Linked DNA regions of Homo sapiens: all the other regions are linked to region 2. A link is a contact called in ENCODE Hi-C or POLR2A ChIA-PET data. All regions are on one chromosome and are shown on one strand. Each heading gives the region's core, a stretch centred on a gene start or an enhancer-like site at or near the end of the contact. The rest is flanking DNA. Distances are from core to core; before and after follow the strand shown.

What was found. A loop is a pair of places that touch in the nucleus more often than their neighbours do. ChIA-PET counts read pairs that join two places held with the same protein, here RNA polymerase II (POLR2A). Pooled maps may share reads with other maps.
Region 1: a map of OCI-LY7 shows a loop between it and region 2 (3-fold over the local background). The contact joins the enhancer-like site here to the promoter of LHFPL3-AS2 in region 2. A Hi-C loop is called at or near these places in 6 of 168 maps with a recorded cell type or tissue (A673, GM12878, IMR-90 and 3 more), 25 of 37 single-sample maps with no recorded cell type and 12 of 50 pooled maps. POLR2A ChIA-PET finds 5 or more read pairs at or near these places in 3 of 52 experiments (OCI-LY7, WTC11 and activated T-cell).
Region 3: a map of endothelial cell of umbilical vein shows a loop between it and region 2 (5-fold over the local background). The contact joins the enhancer-like site here to the promoter of LHFPL3-AS2 in region 2. A Hi-C loop is called at or near these places in 11 of 168 maps with a recorded cell type or tissue (A673, Caco-2, GM12878 and 8 more), 33 of 37 single-sample maps with no recorded cell type and 20 of 50 pooled maps. POLR2A ChIA-PET finds 5 or more read pairs at or near these places in 3 of 52 experiments (B cell, CD8-positive, alpha-beta memory T cell and activated T-cell).

What each region holds. Positions count from the first base shown.
Region 1 is chr7:105,117,793-105,120,492 of GRCh38, forward strand. SRPK2 (SRSF protein kinase 2) reads right to left here. Exons shown (of 16, transcript NM_182692.3): 16 at 1-230. The coding sequence ends at 46. Among named protein-coding and RNA genes, the nearest start is that of KMT2E, 100 kb to the left of the region's middle. RefSeq lists a silencer at 1,309-1,358. Within about 2 kb of position 1,284, at least 2 of the 41 ENCODE cell types and tissues checked have a DNase peak (open chromatin) inside an H3K27ac peak, as active enhancers do; they include OCI-LY7, where a contact is called at or near this core.
Region 2 is chr7:104,925,263-104,927,962 of GRCh38, forward strand. LHFPL3-AS2 (LHFPL3 antisense RNA 2) reads right to left here and starts at 1,383. Exons shown (of 4, transcript NR_027374.1): 1 at 1,191-1,383.
Region 3 is chr7:105,096,424-105,099,123 of GRCh38, forward strand. The region is part of intron 15 of KMT2E (lysine methyltransferase 2E (inactive)); the gene reads left to right. Among named protein-coding and RNA genes, the nearest start is that of KMT2E, 84 kb to the left of the region's middle. Within about 2 kb of position 1,393, at least 2 of the 41 ENCODE cell types and tissues checked have a DNase peak (open chromatin) inside an H3K27ac peak, as active enhancers do; they include PC-3 and endothelial cell of umbilical vein, where a contact is called at or near this core.

The DNA of each region.
Region 1 (2,700 bases), core at 34-2,533, 190 kb after region 2:
ACTGGGAACATTTGCTAGCTCAGAATGCAATATTGGTAGAATTTGCTAAGAATTCAACCAAGGATGCCGAAGGCATTCGCCAGCTGAGGCTCGTTTTTCTGGAACCATTTCTAACATCGGGATCAGGAAATCTGTAAACTGTGCAGCATCTTCATGGGGCCAGCCATACTTTTCCACAAGTACATCAAAGAGGCTCCAGGGCTTCAGCTTGGTGATGTGTCGCAGTTCTCCTACAGGGGAAAAAACAGGCCAATGTCAAGAAAGCTCCAAATCTGCATTCCCCATTGTTGGTCCAGTCAGGTTCTTTTCAGTGAAGCGGACAACCACCTGCTCAACACTTGTACAGCAACAACAAAGAACACCAGCTTTTCCCCACTAAGCAATAATCATTACATGTACATATGACCAAGGCATATTTCAAGTAAGCCTGGTGGATCTAAATAGAGGTTAATTAATAGTTCATTCACATTAGTTCTAAGCTTCTTTAAGTAAGTGGAGTGGGCTCAGTTTGCCCAGAGTGTTTTCTTTTCCAAAGGTTGAAGCAAGCCACTCTCATTTCAACCTGGGATCTTCCGTAAAATTTGCAAACTTGAGGCCAACCCAAATCAAACACCATTCATGTCTACGCATTTGTTGTAAGATCTAAGATCCTAGGACATTAATTTGTAAACCTTGAAGTTATACTTCACAAACTGTGCTAGCTGCAGTATGAAAAGTGTCGGTTACAGGCAGCTTTGGTTGACATAACAGAATGACTAACAAGCTAGTAAATGGCCTACGAGCTGTAATGGTCATTTCATAAGAGAAAAAAAAGGTTATTTTTAAGTCAAAACTGCAATAAAGGGCTGAGGGCAGTGGCTCACTCCTGCAATCCTAGCCGTTTGGGAGGCTGAGGCAGGAGGATCCCTTGAGCCCATGAGTTTCAGACCAGCCTGGGTAACATAGACCAGACCCTGTCTCTACTTAAAAAGAAAAAAAGTAGCTGGGCACGGTGGTACATCCCAGCTACTCAGGAGGCTGAGGCAGGAGCATTGCTTGAGTCCAGGAGGTCAAGGCTGCAGTGAGTCAAGGTCATGCCACTGCACTCCATCCTGGGACAGAGCAAGCGAAACCCTGTCTCCCCATAACCTTTTCAAAAAGGCAATAAACTGTCAAAAGCTCCAGATAATTTCACTGTGAATAACTCGTTTTCTCTGCCTGTTTGAAGTTTTCATAGGACATCCCACCCCTGCCCACAGACCTCCTTAGGTGCCCCTCAGTGCATCCTGAGCAGCTTCTGCAGAGGAAACACCCCCCTGTGCCCACACCTCAGAGCAGCCAGGTCTCGGTGGGGGGAGAGAGGCATTCAAGCACCTGCAGGGCACACTTCATGCAAGGACTGACTTCTCTCCCCTTTCAACTGCTTTAATTTAAACAAGGTACATTTTTTTCATGAGATGCATCAATAGATAATCAGTGCTCTGCTCACAAAGGTGTTCTCAGGAGGCTTGTTCTGTTTCACCCATTTATTCGAGTCAACTTGGAAAAGCCCTCCCGTTTAAAAACACAATGAAAAGGAAAGAGCATTACAGAAAAGTATAAGAACAAAAGGGGAAGTAGCCTACAATCCTACCCACAACTGCTCTTCTTTTGTGTCTATTGTGAAGAGTGTTCTTACACACTAGTATGTCTACAAAGTTGCAATCATGCTGTGCACAGGGTTCCGTATAAAGAATCTTTTAAGAGGGCTGCTTGCTAAAGGGGCTGAGATGTAAAATAAGCTTCTGTTTCCAATATGAGGACTGGAGCTAGAGTAAAGCATCGCATCCAGACTAGACATCAGGTCTGTGTTGATGAAGAAATGAACCTGTAATATTAGAGGCGGGAAAGGATCTCCTGTTGAAGGAAACACAGTCTCCATAAAAACAAAGTCTGAACAGAGACTGCAGGTTTATCCCTCTAAGCCTGAAATTCCGGCTCTAGGAATCCAGCCCAAGGAGATAAACCCTGGTTGCACCACCCCAAATTCATGCCTAATATATGCTGGCACAAAATTATATGTACTCGCAAAATTACGAAGAGCCAGTAATAGTAAAATGGTGGTTAAAAGAAAACCAAGGTAGATTCACTTAATAGTATTTAATATTACTTAACAACATGGGAGAAGATCATGGTACAACATTAGGCAGTAAAAGAACAGTCAAACTATGTCCTACAGATAATCACAAGATTATTAAAATGCTCATTAAGATGGAAATCAACTGAATCAAAACATCAGCTTTTGTTAGTAGGTTATTTCAATTTCCACATTTTCTGTAATATGACTATATTGATTTAGACTGTTGATCTCACCACAGCAACAGTTAAAGCAAACTAAGAAAGCTCACATGTGACTAAACCAAGTTCTCTGGGAAAGGGAGCGAACTTTTATGACATGAATCTATTCTATCTCAGAAAAAATACTCTCCAGGTTTGCAAATATAGGTAACTACAGAGAAGCACTGTGTGCTGAGAATAGTAAAGGAACCTATTTCTGAGGCGCCAGGTGTTAAACTAAGATCCATCAACAAGGCATCTTTTAAGTACAATCTTCCATGAAAAGAGAAGTTTTACCACTATAAATGCTTAACAGCTGCATAGTAACAGTGAGCAAAACAATATAATAGTGAAAGGCCATGAGAAACTATTCATCCATAACTAGGCATACTATAAACTGGTAAA
Region 2 (2,700 bases), core at 133-2,632:
TTGGCTTCAAATATGCAGATCTTAATCTCAGATTTACTGTTTACTAGCTTTGTGGATTGAGGTATAATCACTTACCTATCTGTGCCTCAATTTCCCCATCTGTAAAATTGGGCTAATAAGGTATGAGGTATGCCTCACAGAGTTGCTGTAAGGACCAAATGAAGTTTTATATATAGAAGTATGCACACACACACAGAGTGCCTGATATAGGAAAAGTACTCCATTTCTTTTTCTTTTTTTTTTTCTGAGATGGAGTCTTGCCCTGTCACCTAGAGCTGGAGTGCAATGGCTTGATCTCGGCTCACTGCAACCTCTGACTCCCGGGTTCAAGCAATTATCCAGCCTCAGCCTCCCGAGTAGCTGGGATTACAGGCCATCATGCCCAGCTAATTTTTGTATTTTTAGTAGAGACAGGGTTTCACCATGTTGGCCAGGCTGGTCTGAAACTCCTGACCTCGTGATCCCCTCACCTCGGCCTCCCAAAGTGCTGGGATTACAGGCGTGAGCCACCGTGCCCAGCCCATTTCTAATATACATAATACGTGTGGGTATTTGTTTACGTGGGGGTTATAGGCTATTGAGAAGAGAGGGATAAACTGGGTTGGAGTGTGGAATGTGCTGGGAGATACTGAGAAAGTACTTCTTGAATCAGCCTGAAGACCAAGCTGGCTTTAGATGGTCTGGGAGGAGAGAGGAATCCCAGAGAGATGGGAGAACCCAGCCTACTCTGATGTAGGGGACATAGCCTTAACATCTTCCTGCCACAAAGGCGCTGCCACCAATAACAATTCCACCTTGTTAAATAAGAAATAGGCCAGGTGCAGTGGCTCACGCCTGTAATCCCAGCACTTTTGGAGGCAGAGGTGGCCAGATCAGGAGTTCGAGAAGGCAGGAGTTCGAGACCAGCTGGGCCAAATAATCAAGGGTGCCTGTCTCTACAAAAAAAAATAGAAAAATTAGCTGGGCGTGGTAACCCACGCCTGTAATCCCAGCTACTCTGGACGCTGAGGCAGGAGAATCACTTGAACCCAGGAGGCGGAGGTTGTAGTGAGCCGAGATTGCACCACTGTACTCCAGCCTGGGCAACAGAGCTAAACTCTGTCTCAAGATAGATAGATAGATAGATAGATAGATAGATAGATAGATAGATAGATAGATAGATAATAGAACAAATAATAAGAATGGCTTACCTAATGTAGGGCTGAAGACTGTGTTTATTAGCTCATTTCATCCTCAAAACATGCCATGAGGTAGTAGTCCACTTTCATCCCCATTCTGCAGAGGAAGAAACTGAAGCTCAGAGAGCTTAAATAACTTGCCCAAGATCATGTAGCTAGTGAGCAGCAAAACGGGGCCTCAAACCTCAGCAGTTTTGCTCCAGACCCAGGGCTCTTAACTGCTGTAATAAATTTCCACTGGTTAATCAGTGATACATTTTTCACTCTACTTAACATTTTCCCACCACCTAGCCAAATCCCCAGCCAATTGAACGGAAATCTCTTAGGAAAGGTAAACTTATTTTAAATTAGCTAAAGTTAATACTAAACCAATAGAACTTTATCTGGATTAGTCACAGAGTAATGATTTTTAACCTTAGGGGTCAGGGTCTCCCTTCAAAAATCTGACAGTAAATAGGGCCTCTCTCCCTAGGAAGATATACATCGCCACTCCTAAAAACGTGTGCACAGAATTTCAGGGATTCCCTGATGCCCAGGGAGGAACCCTAAGTTATCACCTCTCGACCTCACACTTCCCAAAGCCAGATAAAGCTCCTCCATGTGTAAATAGTCTGGGGGTCACACTGGGGACCCAGACTCCCCCTCCCCAGCCCCCGCCCCATTAGCACAAATAATCAAGTGTGCTGGGGTGGGAAACTGTTCTGCCCACACACATACTCAAATTACAGACTTTCCCTTCAGCTGTGTGTGTTTTATTGAATGAGCACTTGAGTTCTTGGTGAGCCTGTCGTCTGGGGATGCCAAAGCTTTCCTACTGCTAAGGTAGAGCAGGAGCGGGCTGTGGGCGGGCCCTGCTGGAGAAAGCCTTCGCGACCAGCTGGTATTGCTGCTGAGAAGCCACTTCCAGCCTAACAGCCCAGAAAAAGCTAGAATTAACCTAACCCAGGTCCCATCCTGAAACAGCTCTGTCCCATGTGTTGGTGGAAGCCGAAAGCATAGTAAATAGTCTTTGAGTCTCTAGGGGTGGCAACTTGTGGGAAGGCAAATAATTGGCAGATAAAGGCTGGTTAGGAGAGCTCCTTGGTGTAGATTTCCTCCAGTATCACCTCCAGGCCCAAACGGTCCAATGCTGTCTTTAGTAGTTAACCTTTGTTCTCCCTGGTAGAAGAGGAGGCCAGGATATCTTTTGTCTCTGGAAATCTATGTCCTGCTTTTAGGCAAATAGAGGGAGGGCAGAGAGCTTTCTCCATCTCCTTCTTAATTGTCTTCAGCTCGACAATCCTTCATATTTACGGGAAGCATATTCTGGTCTCCTACATGTGCATGTGTAAATAAATGACACTTGGCAAATATTAGCCAGTCCTGAATTTAGGTGAGGGTGGGTGCATGGATAGGTATGTATTCTACCACATGTTTAAATATCTTCATAAGAAGTTAGAAAAAGAAGACATTGAGGGAAAGCTCAGAGGAACATGTACCCACATGTGCCAGAAAGGAAGCCGGCAAGCTACCCTGGCCACAC
Region 3 (2,700 bases), core at 143-2,642, 170 kb after region 2:
TGAGTCCACAGAAGATGATTCAGTGTGGTCTTCATATTTAAAAGGACGGACATTTGAGAAACGGTGAAAGGGTATGACAAGGAAGTCACGTAGGCAAGAGATTCCTGGACTTGTCAAGCAGGTATTATAGTCTAGTCTGGAATTTTTATACCACCACAACATAAACTTCATGAGGGAAAAAACTTTCAGTTTTATTCATTGTTGTAGCCCTAGCTCCTAGGGGAATAAAAAATGGTGGGCAAAAAAGTAGACCATCAATAAATGAGCTAACTGAATGTTTATAACAACCACTTGAGGAAAGATAGACAGACAGATACAGGCCCATGAATGTGAACTGAATGAAGCTTCCCTGTAGTTCAGGTAATGGATGATCTGGAGGCCTTGCCCTGAATTGTGCAGGATTCCCCACAATTTTCTCGGCTTTCATCCTTCACATCAAGTATTCCACGCAAGTATAATTTGAGATGCTTTGTGAAAAAGAGCCGTGACCAGTTTACTGTGATGAGCACTATACTATATTCTTCCTTTTCAGATTACCAGTGTACATGTGTTTAAAAACTTGACACAATTGTCAGATTTTCCTAAACTTGTATACCCTTGCAGTTTCTTGTGGATAACACCTTTGACCCCCACAGAGTGTTATTCAGTGGAACAGACTCTGTGGGAAAACACTGCAGAATCCATGCTGTTACTAAATGTCTCTAGGAAAACTTGACTGACTTCATTTAGAAAATCACTTTAGAATATGCAATGCTTTAATAATAAAATAGGATAAGTTTGTTGCCAGAAAAGTCATCTGGTGACAGGATTTGAGATGTTATCCAACTCCCTGTTCTGTCCTCCGTTGATGCTGATTTTTTTTGTAAGGTCCTGTTTTCTCTAATTGTAGAGACTGGGAATTTTATTTCTAAAGATAAGTAATTAATGACATTGTGGTGTTAGTGAAAGGGAACCTGTTTATTATTTTTTTCATTTTTTTTGAGACGGAGTCACACTCCGTTGCCAGGCCTGGAGTGCAGTGGCACAATCTTGGCTCACCGCAACCTCTGCCTCCCGGGTTCAAGTGATTCTCCTGCCTCAGCCTCCCAAGTAGCTGGGATTACAGGTGCCCACCACCACGCCTGGCTAATTTTTTGTATCTTTAGTAGAGATGGGGTTTCACCATGTTGGCCAGGCTGGTCTTGAACTCCTGACCTTGTGATGATCCACCCACCTCTGCCTCCCAAAGTGCTGGGATTACACGCGTGAGCCACTGTGCCCAGCCACCTATTTTTATTAGGTACTCAGTTCAAACAAAATGAGGTTAATCAGCTTTAACTGCCTTCTAATAAATTCAAGATTTCCAAAATTGTTGAAATGCTTCCAGTTAGTTACATGTCTTTAAGTAACGTGATACGTGCTTGACATAATGTACACATGGTTCTTACTCATTTAAAAACAATGTGAGTGCTTGCCATTTGAGATATCGGATGAGCAAAGAAGGAAAGGTCACTGCTCTGGAAAAGCTTTCGTAGAGAATGGGGTAGAGGAAATAACAAACGAGTATCAAAATAATAAAGAGTGCCATGAGTATAAATTCCATCATCACATGATAGAGGAAATGGAGACACCACACAAGCCATACGTGTTATTTTGGAATGATTTTTATTAGTAACAAATAATCTTACCCATCTTTTTAGATTTATAAGTTTATCTTTGTTATATAAAAGGGTAACAAGTTTTTTTGAGCAAGGAATCATTTAATTTCTCTATTTCAAGACCAAAGAAGAATAGGGTGATTTTGTAGGTGGGCTCTGGCTTTCCTTTTCCTATTTTTTTTTTTTTTTTTAGATAAAGACAGGGCCTCGCTCTGTTGCCCAAACTGGAGTGCAGTGGTATGACCAATAGCTTACTGCAGCCTCCAACTCCTGGACTCAAGCAATCCTCCTGCCTCAGTGTCTGGAGTAGCCAGAACTACAGGTGCATGCTACCATGTTCCACTAATTTTTTTGTTTGTTTCCTGAGACAGAGTCTTGCTTTGTCACCTGGCTGGAGTGCAGTGGCGCAATCTCAGCTTACTGCAACCTCCACCTCCCTGGTTTAAGTGATTCTCCTGCCTCAACCTCCTGAGTAGCTGGGACTACAGGCGCGTGCCACACCTGGCTAATTTTTGTTTTTTTAGTAAAGACAGGGTTTCACCATGTTGGCCAGGATGGTCTTGATCTCTTGACCTCATGATCCACCCTCCTCGGCCTCCCAAAGTGCTGGGATTACAGGCATAATAAACCACTGCGCCCAGCCTAAATTTTTTTGTGGAGATGGGAGTCTTGCTTTGTGATGGGGATATTATTAAGCAGACTGCTTATAGGAAATTACAATGCTTGGTATTTACTCTTGGAAAACCATAAACTAAGACATATGTCATAAAAACAATGTATAGATTTCATGGGAAATCTATCGAGTTTAGATTATATAGCACAGGTGTTAGGGGCTATGGAAAGTCTGCAGGGGTTAATTAGGAATCCTAATTTCTCTATCTCCAGAGTCAGCTCTAACTACCTCAAAGAATAAAACTTATTTTTCAGTTAGAGCTATAAAATGGGAGGCAAATTTTGTCTTTAAATAGGTACCATATACATGGCTGTGTCAAAGAATGTACTGTATGTAATGGTGACTAGAAAAGCTGAATGATGTATGACCTTTAAGAAATTAAAAATAAAT